2 separate regions of the Homo sapiens genome follow, and region 1 is linked to region 2. The links are chromatin loops, found by intact Hi-C in ENCODE. Cell type or tissue: mammary epithelial cell. All regions are shown on one strand. Each heading gives the region's core, and the rest is flanking DNA. Links, peaks and the distances in the headings are about the cores only. Region 1 overlaps ACP6 (acid phosphatase 6, lysophosphatidic). Region 2 holds the start of LOC102723321 (a long non-coding RNA gene).

The links. Peaks named below come from ENCODE experiments on the same cell type or tissue, not always from the same donor. Only the 100,000 strongest peaks of a DNase experiment are listed, where the experiment ranks them.
Region 1: a loop joins it to region 2, with 8 times the contacts of the local background. A loop is called at or near these places in 28 of 110 quality-filtered maps.

Annotation. Positions count from the first base shown.
Region 1 is chr1:147,638,937-147,644,313 of GRCh38, reverse strand. ACP6 (acid phosphatase 6, lysophosphatidic) reads left to right here. Exons shown (of 10, transcript NM_016361.5): 10 at 1-2,084. Among named protein-coding and RNA genes, the nearest start is that of ACP6, 29 kb to the left of the region's middle. RefSeq lists an enhancer at 2,459-2,960. In mammary epithelial cell, for the core only: CTCF peaks have their summits at 2,133 (motif pointing right) and 3,385 (motif pointing left); a DNase peak (open chromatin) is centred at 3,333.
Region 2 is chr1:147,696,838-147,702,214 of GRCh38, reverse strand. It overlaps LOC105371230 (a long non-coding RNA gene), which reads left to right. Exons shown (of 3, transcript XR_922077.4): 3 at 974-2,149. LOC102723321 (a long non-coding RNA gene) reads right to left here and starts at 1,487. Exons shown (of 3, transcript XR_922079.4): 1 at 1,407-1,487. In mammary epithelial cell, for the core only: a CTCF peak has its summit at 2,100; no DNase peak of the experiment used is centred there.

The DNA.
Region 1 (5,377 bases), core at 315-5,314, 58 kb after region 2:
CTTTCTTTTTAGTTGACAGATAATAATTGCGTATATTTATGGAGTACAATGTGATGTTTTGATATATGTATGCATGAGGGAATGATTAAATCAAGCTAATTAACATATTCATCACTTCATCTACTCATCACTTTCTTGTGGTGAAAATGTTTCAGATATACTCTTTAGTAGTTTTCAGGTGTACAGTCGCTGTGGTTTGAGTGCTTTTGTCTTCTCTAAATTTGATGTTGACACTTAGTGCCCAGTACAATGTTACTGGGAGGTGGAGCCTAATGGGGATGTTTAATGGATTAATGCCATTATAAAAAGGGCTTGCAGGAATGGGTTCCTTCTCTTTTGCTTTTCTGCCATATGATGACAAAGTGTTCCTCCTCTCTGGAGGATGCAGCAACAGGCACCATCTTTGAAGCAGAGAGACCAGGCCCTAACCTTCTGGTGCCTTGATCTTGGACTTCTCAGCTTCCAGAACTGTGAGATAATAAATTTCTGTTCATTACAAATTACCCCATCTGTGGTATTCTGTTATAGCAACACAAAATGGACTAAGACAACAGTATACTGTTATGAACTATGGTCACCATGCTGTGCACTAGATCACAAAAACTTATTTCTACTGTTTAACTGAAACTTTGTACATTTTGACTAACATCTCCCTTTTTCCCATCATCCCATCCCATTCTTACTATCGTTGAAGATGGAGTATGCCAAGTAGTCCTGAGCCATGTCCTCACCTCGGGGTGAGCACCTGTTGTTCCTGTGCCTGGAATGCTCTCCTAGACATTTGCGTGGCTAGCTCCCTCTTTTCATTCAGATCTCAGCTCATTGTCATCTCAGAGAGGCCCTCCTTGCCCTCCTTCTACCTCCTGCCTTAGGTATACTCTGCCACCTTCTGTCATGGGCTGAATTGTGTCCCCCCTAAATCCATATGTTGACATCTTAACCCCTAGTACAGTAAGTCCTCACTTGATGCTATCAATAGGCTCTTGGAAATGTCGGCTTTCAGTGAAAGGACATATAGCAGGTCCTTGAATAACATTGTGTTTTGTTCAACATCGTTGCCTTGTAACACTGATGAGCAAAACAGTTGGTTCTCTAATATGTTGTTTTACTTAAAGCTACAGTTTCCAAGAACCTATCAATGATGTTGAGGACTGAATGTACCTCAGGTGTAATGTATTTGGAGATAGGGCCTTTTAAGAGGTAAAGTAAATGAGGTCATATGGGTAGGCTGTAATCCAATATGACTGGAATCCTTATAAGAAGAGGAAATGAGGACACAGACACAGAGGGAAGATGACTATCTGCAAGTCAAGGAGAGAGGCCTCAGAAGAAACCAATGCTGCTGACACCACGATCTTGGACTTCTAGCCTCTAGCACTGTGAGGAAATAAATTTCTGTTGTTTAAGCCACCTAGTCTGTGATACTTTGCTACGGCAGGCCCTAGCAAATGAATACACTTGTCTTGTCTTTCCCCCGCCCTGTGATATTTATCAGTGCCGGATATTACATATTTGTGTATCTATATGCTTATTTCCCTGACTAAAATGGAAGCTCCATGAAGGCAGATTTCCTCTTGTTCACTGATGTGTCCCCAGCACCTGGAATAGTGCCTAGTGCATGCCAGTGCTCAGACACTTGGACATTTGAATGACATATCCCCTCTGTCACTTCTCTCCGGGGCCCAAGGCCACCCTCCTAGGTTACCACAGTGGCTTCCTAATGGGCCATACCCTCACTTGCTTTCCATCACCCCCTGAGACCTGGCCCCTGCATACCTCTCCAGCTTCACCCCTCACATATCTCCCTAGCCAGACCTATAGTATGTTTAAAAAAAAAGGAAATCGCACTCCTCTGGCCTCTTTACCTTGGCACACATTTTTCCATCACCTGACCCCTGACCCACACTCCCTTTTCCTGTGTAATCCAATTATCTCTAGGCCTCCCGTGTTTCTGTTTGTCCTTCAATAGAAGGTTGTTTGTCTTGTCTTTTATTGTATTTCTAGAACCAAGTGCAGAGACTGTACAAAGTGGACCTCAGCAAAGATTTACCGAATGAATAAATGAGTTCAGAACGCTGACTTAACTCTTCTGTTGGCACCCAGGTGGCTTCTATGCACTCTCCTTCCACTCACCACCAGGGGGAAGCATGGAGTAAAGGAAAACACCAAGGCTTTCGCTGGGTTCAAATTCTGACAGCGTATTTATTTCCTTGCAACGCTTGGACGGGTGTTTCTGAGCCTGTTTTTCCTCTCATGTAAAAATGGGCATAATGATACGTACTAATTAGGGTTGTTGTGAGAATCAATTAAGGAAACGTATAAGTGCCTTCAAGTATTCTTATTTTCCCTTTTCTCTTTCATCTCACTTCCCACGAGATTCTTAACTGTGGTAGGTTTCGCAAGCCAAGGGAGCCTTTGGGGATGCTCCTCTGCAGGCAGCGCCCCGCCTCCGCCTGCCCTTCCCGGGGCACTGTGCCTGTGTGTGCAGGAGATTTGTACAGAACCCTGGCTCCCTCACTCACCAGTTGTGTGACTGTGGGCATGTCACTTAATTTCTCTGAGCTTCCATTTTCCCAACTATAAAGCGGGGAAGTTAATGTTTATCTACCTGATGATTTGTCCTGAGGATGGAAAATAGGGTGTGAAAAGCTCTTCATAAATTCCTAACCTGTCCCTGCCTTGACTCCTTTCTCTAAGGGGCCTCAGAGTGCTGTTGAGGTTTAAAGAATTCCCACAGGAGGCTCTCACCCGTGTATGGCAAAGTGAAAGGCTTCCCAGGACGGAGGAGAGCCAGGCTTGCCAGGGAAGGCCGACTTCATCTGCGGCTCCCCTGATAGCTCTTCCCGAGGGCCTCGTGGCTTATCTTACAGAGCTCTTGGCTCTGGCAGGCCCTGGGATGAAGGACTGTCATTAGACAAGACCCTTCACTGCCATGTGCCTATTCCCCTGTAACAGTTAGTTCCACGTGGATCGTTAAAAACTGCAGCAAGGGGACAGAAACCCTGAAGGGCCCAACTGAAGAGGGAGGAGGAGAGAGTTCCCGTCCCACCCTCCCCTAGTCCTCGAAGCACCGGGACCTGGAGTGCTGACCTGTTTATTTTCATTGTAGGAAACTCAGGTCTTTGTCAGTGGCACCTGGCACCCCTTTTCCTCAGCTGGAATCCTCTAGGGCACCGCCATCTACCTGCAGAGGAGGCTGGGCGGGCTGTGGGGGGAGGGGTGGGCTAAGGGCACCTACCCTGTCTACAACATGCCAGGAAGGGATCATTCTTCGGCTTTGGGCTAGAGCGTGTCCTGGGGCTGCTAGGCAGCGATGAGTCTCTTCTGCTGGGTGGGGAATTCCCCGGGGAGATGGCTGTGTGCTCTCTTCAGACCCTGCCCTCTAGTGGCCAAGGGGACTTTGCAGCCCGGCCCTTCCCAGTCCACCCTGCCAGCCTCTAGAAACCTGACCCCTGTCTAAGGCTGGCTGGGGAGAACTGAAAAACACTTTCCCCAGTAAAAAGCTGGTCTTCTCAGGATTCCGCTCTCCGTTTGGCCTTTAAATAAAATGTACCTTTTCCTGAAGAAATTGGGAGGGGGGCAGTGGCCCACAGTCACCATGTCTGAGAACTCAAGAGACCACTGATCTTGGAGTCATGTGCTCTGAGTTCAAGTCCTGCCCTGTACCTACTACCTGTGTGACTTTGGGCAAGTCCATTAATTTCCTGTTGATAAGCCTGTATATCTTTATTTGTGCAATGGGACTCTAATATAGCATCTCCCTCATGGAATTATCCTAGGAATGACATAGATTAGGTATGGAAAGCACTTCCTAATATGAAAAGTGTTATACAAATATAAGCCATTGCTCCTGCTATGCCAGAGGAGCCTCTTTGTGGCTCCTCCGGAGCATTCCTCAGGGCTGTGGGCAGTGGGTGCCTGCGGACCTAGATGGCTTGCCCCTGGGTGGTAAGATCTTGGTGGCTGAAGACTAGGCTGTTTCAGGGGTGTTTAAGCCACATGAAGGATGCTGAAAGAAGCACCTACCTTGGAGATAAGAGCCAGGGATTTGGATTCCAGTTTTACCACTTTCCTGGGCCCTGTGACCTTGGGCAACTCCTTTAGCATGGCAGAGTTTCTGTTTATCCACATGGAAGGATGGTGATACTATCTGCTGGGGTTAGGGGAGGGGGATGTAAGCAAAATAACCATGTGAAAGGGTATGGAAGGTGCTACCTCCTCAGATACAAGTTTTGAACCTGCATCTTCTTGTATTTGGGGCTTAAGGAAACTAGGGTCCAGCAGCTTACTGTAAGCCAAGAAGTTTGAGTTGCTCTGTGTTGTACAGAGATTTTTAGAGAAGGCAAGTATGTGTGCTTTGAAATCAAAGGAATAGCTAAGTCAAGCAGTAAAGGGAGTGTGCCGGGAGGCTGGGGCCAGTGTTGGTAGAGCTGTTTATATTGGTAGGAAAGCAGGGCATTTTTCTCTGAGGCAAGCCTTTCACAAAGGAAAATCTGGATTTGAGAGAGATTAAAAGTCTCAAAGGTAGGGGAAAGATGTAAGGAAATGGCCTGCACTGAATCACTGCAAAGGACAGTATTCATCAGAGAATTAATTTGGAAGGAAATAGAGTGTGAAATAACAGCAAGGCTTTCAACTCTGGGTACCATGGCCTTAAAAACCCAAGCAGTGCTTCAGAGGCTTGCCAGGACCCAGCCTGGGAGCTACCTCCGGAAAAGCAGCTGGGGGATGCCCAGAGACCACAAATTGCTGAGCTTGGGAGGAACTGATTGAGTGTGTAATTAAGGGGAGGGTTGTATAACACTTGGGTAAGTAGAACTTGATGGGGTCAAACCAGCAGGGCTTTTGGGAGATGAGAGAGCAGTCCCTGGAGCTGTTAGTAACTGAAGCCAGCTGCATAAAGGTAGGCACAGCTTACCTGGGCCTTGCACAGAGAAGAATGGAAGAGATCAGGAAGGGGAAAGGTTGAAGGAATGGTTGTTCTCTAGGTCAAAAATTCCAAAATGCTGAATACCTCAGGGGTTCAGTTCTAGGAGTAAGGTAACATTATGGAACAATGGGGAAATATCCCTGGAAACTGAAGATCAGAGAGCCTGTGGCTTGGCCAAGGTCATATAGCACCATGGAGATTTAATGGATTCTGAACTGCGATTGTACATCTTGGCCAGGTGGCTCACACCTGTAATCCTAGCACTCTGAGAGGCTGAGGTCAGAGGATCGCTTGAGCCCAGGGGTTCGAGGCTAGCCTGAGCAACATGGCAAAACCTCATCTCTACAAAAAATTTAAAATTCAGCTTTACGTGGTGGCAAGTGCCTGTAGTCTCAGCTACTCATGAGGCTGAGGTGGGAGGATCACTTGGGCGTGGGAAGTCAAGGC
Region 2 (5,377 bases), core at 225-5,224:
ATCATCCAGCTTCTCTTTGGCATCTCTTTAGCTATAGTGGCACACAGGTGCCACTTAAGGGGTACTTTTTGCTAAATAACAAGGACCTTGTTATCAAATGTAGCTTAAATGAATATTACTCTCACCTGTAGAAACCCTAAGACTTATTTTCAGCTCTTGGTCACTTGCTGCTGCTATTTTTGGCTATCATTTTTTGAGTTGTTACTAACTGCCAATCTCTGTGATAAGCTACTTTCGTATATTATCTCTAATCTTTAAGAAAATCCTGCGAGGTGGCCATTATTTTCATATTTTAAAGGTAATAACAGGCAAGTTCAGAAAGATGAAATGCCTTGTCTATAGCCACATAGAGGTGACAAAACTGGGATCCAAACGCAAATCTGTCTAGCTCAAACACTTTCTTTTTCTTACTTACGTTCTGAGCATTTCTTGCTGGCTTAACAGAGTATAAATATTAGTAGCCATGTGTATAAATTGGAATCCAATAAAGAGAGATACCACATAGTAATATGAGCAGGGAAAGTGTAATATAAGGAATTATTCACCATAACAGAGAATTGGAGTAAAGAAGAATTATCTAGTAAAAAGTGAAGGAGAGCTCTGATAACTCAATGATAAGAAGACAAATAATTCATTTTTTAAAAAATAGACAAAAGATTTGAACAGATATTTCACCAAAGAAGATATATGAATGACTAATAAGTGCATGAAAAGATGCTCAACATCATCAGTGCCCTGTCTGAAGGCAGCAGTTGCTACTTCACTCCAGTCAACTGCAATGTGGAAATACAGGTATAGAATTGCCAGATCACCTAGTTCTCCCCCCACCAAAAGCTAGAAATTCAGATTTTTATCTAAGATTTTCCTTTTTTCCGTGTTGGAAACAAATTCAAAATATTTCTTAAAACATCACATACTTGAAACAAAGCATATCTACAGGACTGATATGACTTGTTTGTGACTTCCTCCATAGGTTTTCTATCTGGGGAGGGACATGGCAGAAGCAGTATTTTGGGAAGATATTTCTGGCAGCAGTATGTACAGTCTAGACTGAAGAGGAGAAGGTGAAGCCAGGGAAGACTAACAACGAGTCCAGAGATGGAGAGGAACAAACCTGACTGGGGTGGTGGCACAAAGGAGAGCATGTCCTGTTCATCCTTCCCTCCACAAAGCAGCTGGACAAGACCCAACCAGTGATGGGATCTCTGTAGCATCATTTTCCAAAGGAAGCTGGCACATGACAAGTGCTGCCTCCATTTCAAAATCCATTCATGTACCGACATTCGCCTACCCTCTCGGCCTTGATCCCACTCTCCTGAGGTGCCTGAGGGATCTTGCCACTGTGCGCATGGCACTAAGGAACTCTGCCTGCCAGTCCCAGAACTGCTCTTGTCTCACTCTGTTACCTTATGCAAATGGCAGGCATGGGAAGCCTGCTGCTCCATCTGGGAAATCCTCTGGACCACCCAACCTTCCTCTCGGAGAAAGTAAAGGGAGCAATAAGGAAATATTTGCCAAGCCCTGTACAGCCACCTGTTTGCAGAGAGAGGGAGAGTTGCCATATTAATTATTAAGCAGACCTATCTGAGCCAAAGAGAGTCATGGAAACTTCATTATTATGGGTGGTATGTGGCTGTCTTTGGAATATTCTGCTTGCTTGGTTTCTAATTTCCTTTTCTTACATGAGTCTTTCTCCCTCATAAATCTTTGCATCTCAATGTTCTGTTCTCTCCTCCCTTGTGTTCTGAACTAGGAGTTCCCACAAACCCTCTGTGGTTAAATCTACTCCTCTAAACACCACAGGCTCCAGGCAGCATTGTTCATGAAAGCGGGTGACACCCTTTGGCCTCCGCCCTCTAGAAGGGCCTGCTGAGTGAAGGCCCAGTCAGGGAGGGGAGGGATGGAGGGGTGTTGAGGAGATTGAGGTGGGCAGGGAGTCCCCCCACCTCTCCCAGCTGCCCAAGGAAACACTCTCCAACTGTTTCTCTAGAACAAACCAACCAACAAGCGCCAGGAGCCTTCCGTGAATCTGACAGCCGGCTGATCACAGAATCCTCCCAGCAATGGCACTTAGCCCATAACTGGCAGCAAGTGCCCTCTAGAGGGAGTCAGAGGCATCCTCTCTGAGAGGCAAATTCTAATGTCCTGCCTGAATTGGGTACTTAGAGGGGCTTAGCAAATGATGCCAATTGGGGGGAAAAAAAGGAAAGAAAAGAGAAGCGGGGCAACTGGTGTCTTCATCACTAAAAGACAGAGAGAAGCCTTCCTTTGGTATCAAGAGGAGTCTAACAGACTGTGCCATTCAAATTAGGCTACATTTCTGTGGCAGAAGCAGTGCACATGGCAGAACTAGCGGTGGGGTATGAGTGTGGTGGGCTCCACGGGCTCACTCTGAGAATCTGTCTCTAGCACACAAGGTGCCAGGCCTTAATTTGGTCTCCCTGTTGCTCCTGCTTCTGAAATGTGTTGAAGCAGATACAGCTGTTTAAACTGGCATCCCTGTTTATCTGTGTGTTCCCAGTGTCTAGTATTTAAACACCTGAACTGAATTTAAATTGCCATCAGCTTGTTAACTGCAAAATAATAGAACGATTTCAAGAAGATGGTGGTAGGGGCTGTATTTCGACCACTCTGCTTTCTCATACAGACACCTCGCTCCCCAGGCCTTCTGCCAGATATCAAAAGTAGAGGGTATGTGCTGGGCCTGGTTTTTTTATGCCCTGAGGATCAACATAGTGTAGTGAGAAAATCCTGGCTTTTGGAGTCAGCCCCGACTGGATTTCAATATGAGCCCCTCACTTACTAGTTGTGGGAATGGTAGACGTTTTTAAACTTTCTGCACATCAGTTTGCCCATCTTTAAAATGAAAGTATTAGTACTTATCTCAGAATCTATATGCTTTATTTAACATAATATAAATGATTTAAATCACACATAGACATTTAATAACATGGAAAATGTATGACATATTAAGTAAAAAAAAAGGTGGTTATGGAACATTGTTATAGACTGAAATAACACCATTGTGTGGCTGCCCCAAGTTTTCTGTGGTGTTTGGGTCCACTGCTACCACATACACGTCGCACCATGTTGGAAATACATGGATTCAACTAGTACATGGGTCCCTATTCACTTCTGCTGGTTTTCATCGAGACCACTGCCTCCTGATTTCTATTGCTCTCCAGGGAGGAATCTCTGTATCTTTTACCGTCACCACCTGCTCACTTTTGTCCTCACAAAAGCATCCTTTGGGGGTTGGCATTCCATGCCTGAGAGTAAGGAATACTGGTAAGCTGATGAGAAGAGCTTTACACTTTACAGTTTCAGGTTTTCTACACATATGGACCAAAGGGAATTAATCTCACCTAAGAAGCAAAAGACTCAACACTGTCACAAATTAATATTTAACCAGTAATTATCTCTTCTATAAAATGATAGAAAAATGTATTGAAATGGGCTTCCTGATGCCCTGCTGTACTCTGTTGACAATAAAAACTGATTCAAGCCTTTGGAAAACTATCCATCAAGAGCACTGAAAATGGCATACCTGGGTGGGCACAGTTACTCATGCCTGTAATCTCAACACTTTGGGAGGCTGAGGCAGGAGAATTGCTTGAGCCCAGGAGTTTGAGACCAGTCTGGGCAACATAGCAAGACTCTGCCTCTAGAAAAAGAAAAAAAATTAGCCAGGCATGGTGGCATGTGTCTGTAGTCCCAACTACTTGGGAGACTCAGGCAGGAGGATTGCTTAAGCCAAGGAATATGAGGCTGCAGTGAGCTATGATCATGTTACTGCAACCCAGCCTGGGTGTCAGAGTGAGACCGTCTCAACAACAACAACAACAAAAATCAAATTCTGGGCCGGGTGCAGTGGCTCATGCCTGTAATCCCAGTACTTTGGGAGGCTGAGGTGGGCGGATCACGAGGTCAGGAGATCGAGACCATCCTGGCTAATATGGTGAAACCCCGTCTCTACTAAAAATACAAAAAATAAGCAGGGCATGGTGGCGGGCACCTGTAGTCCCAGCTACTCGGGAGGCTGAGGCAGGAGAATGGCACGAACCTGGGAGGTGGAGCTTGCAGTGAGCCGAGATCGCACCACTGCACTCCAGCCTGAGCAACAGAGCAAGACTCTGTCTCAAAAAAAAAAAAAAAAAAAATCATACTCTGCAAACCAGAATTCTACACCTGGGAATCTATCCTAAGAAAATAATTTAGAATACATAAAAACCTTTATTGCACAAAGATATTTATTGTAGCACTACTTAAACTAGTGAAAAACTAGAAAAAACTACTAGAAAAAGTATTAATTGTTCAAGGGATAAGTATATTATGATACACCCAAAGATTAAAACCATTACTTACAGTTACGGCAAGTGGTCTCCAAAGATGGCTGCCAACATTGTTAGCGATGTTTTTCTTTCTACTTGAATAATCACCTCATTCTAAAAGAAGAATAATTTTGAATTTGGAAAAAATAAACTTTATTATTTCAGAAAGAGTTTGGGTTAGGTAATCTCTAAAATCACTTGTCACAGGTTGGGTTCTTTGGAGGCAGATATTGAGTTGAAGTTTGGGTGTAAGATGTTTATTCAGGATCAACACCTGTGAAAGGAAGAAGGCAGAGGGAGGATTAAGCAGAGGAAGAAGTTAAACTGCAGTACAGACCTGAGGGAGCTTTAGAACAAACACTACCAACAAGGGTGTCCTACATTGGGTCAAAATGGCCTGGCTTTTATATTCTCACCTCACTTAGACACCAAATACACTCAAAAGGTCATGACCTGAGGTGAAGTGCTTTCTGTGATGAGACCAAATCTGAGGGAGCTACAGCTAGAGGACGTGTGCTCATTACACTCCCCACAGCTGGGGCTATAAGTCTTTCCTGGGAAGGAGATCTGAGTGGGGCCTTTCCATGTCTGTTACCTCCCTCCTAGGTCCGTGTTCTTGTGCTCCAATTTCATATGCTTATTTGTTGAACAAACACATTAGCAATAATAATATAATCTTACGTAGCACTTTTATAATGCTTTCATGTATGGCATGCTTCCCTAATTCACAGTACTGAACCAAGGAGTCTGAAGGCTATTTTTTTAAAGTACTGTACAGATTTTTAATGACATTTGCTTTCACCACACTTCAGTAAGACCATTTCATCAGTGTAGTTAAAATTGTGAAACACGTAACATTTGTGCTGCTTCTTCTCAACATATCACTCTCCCCCTCCTAGCAACTCTTCTCCCTTTCCCTGTCAGACAGTTATTGCTCTAATATTGGTAAAAGTCTCTTTGCTCATTGTAGCATCCTACCCCAAATGCTCCTTCAGGTAGCTCACTCTCTTTTCTACAACTAAACTTCAACTGGCTGAAATTAGAAA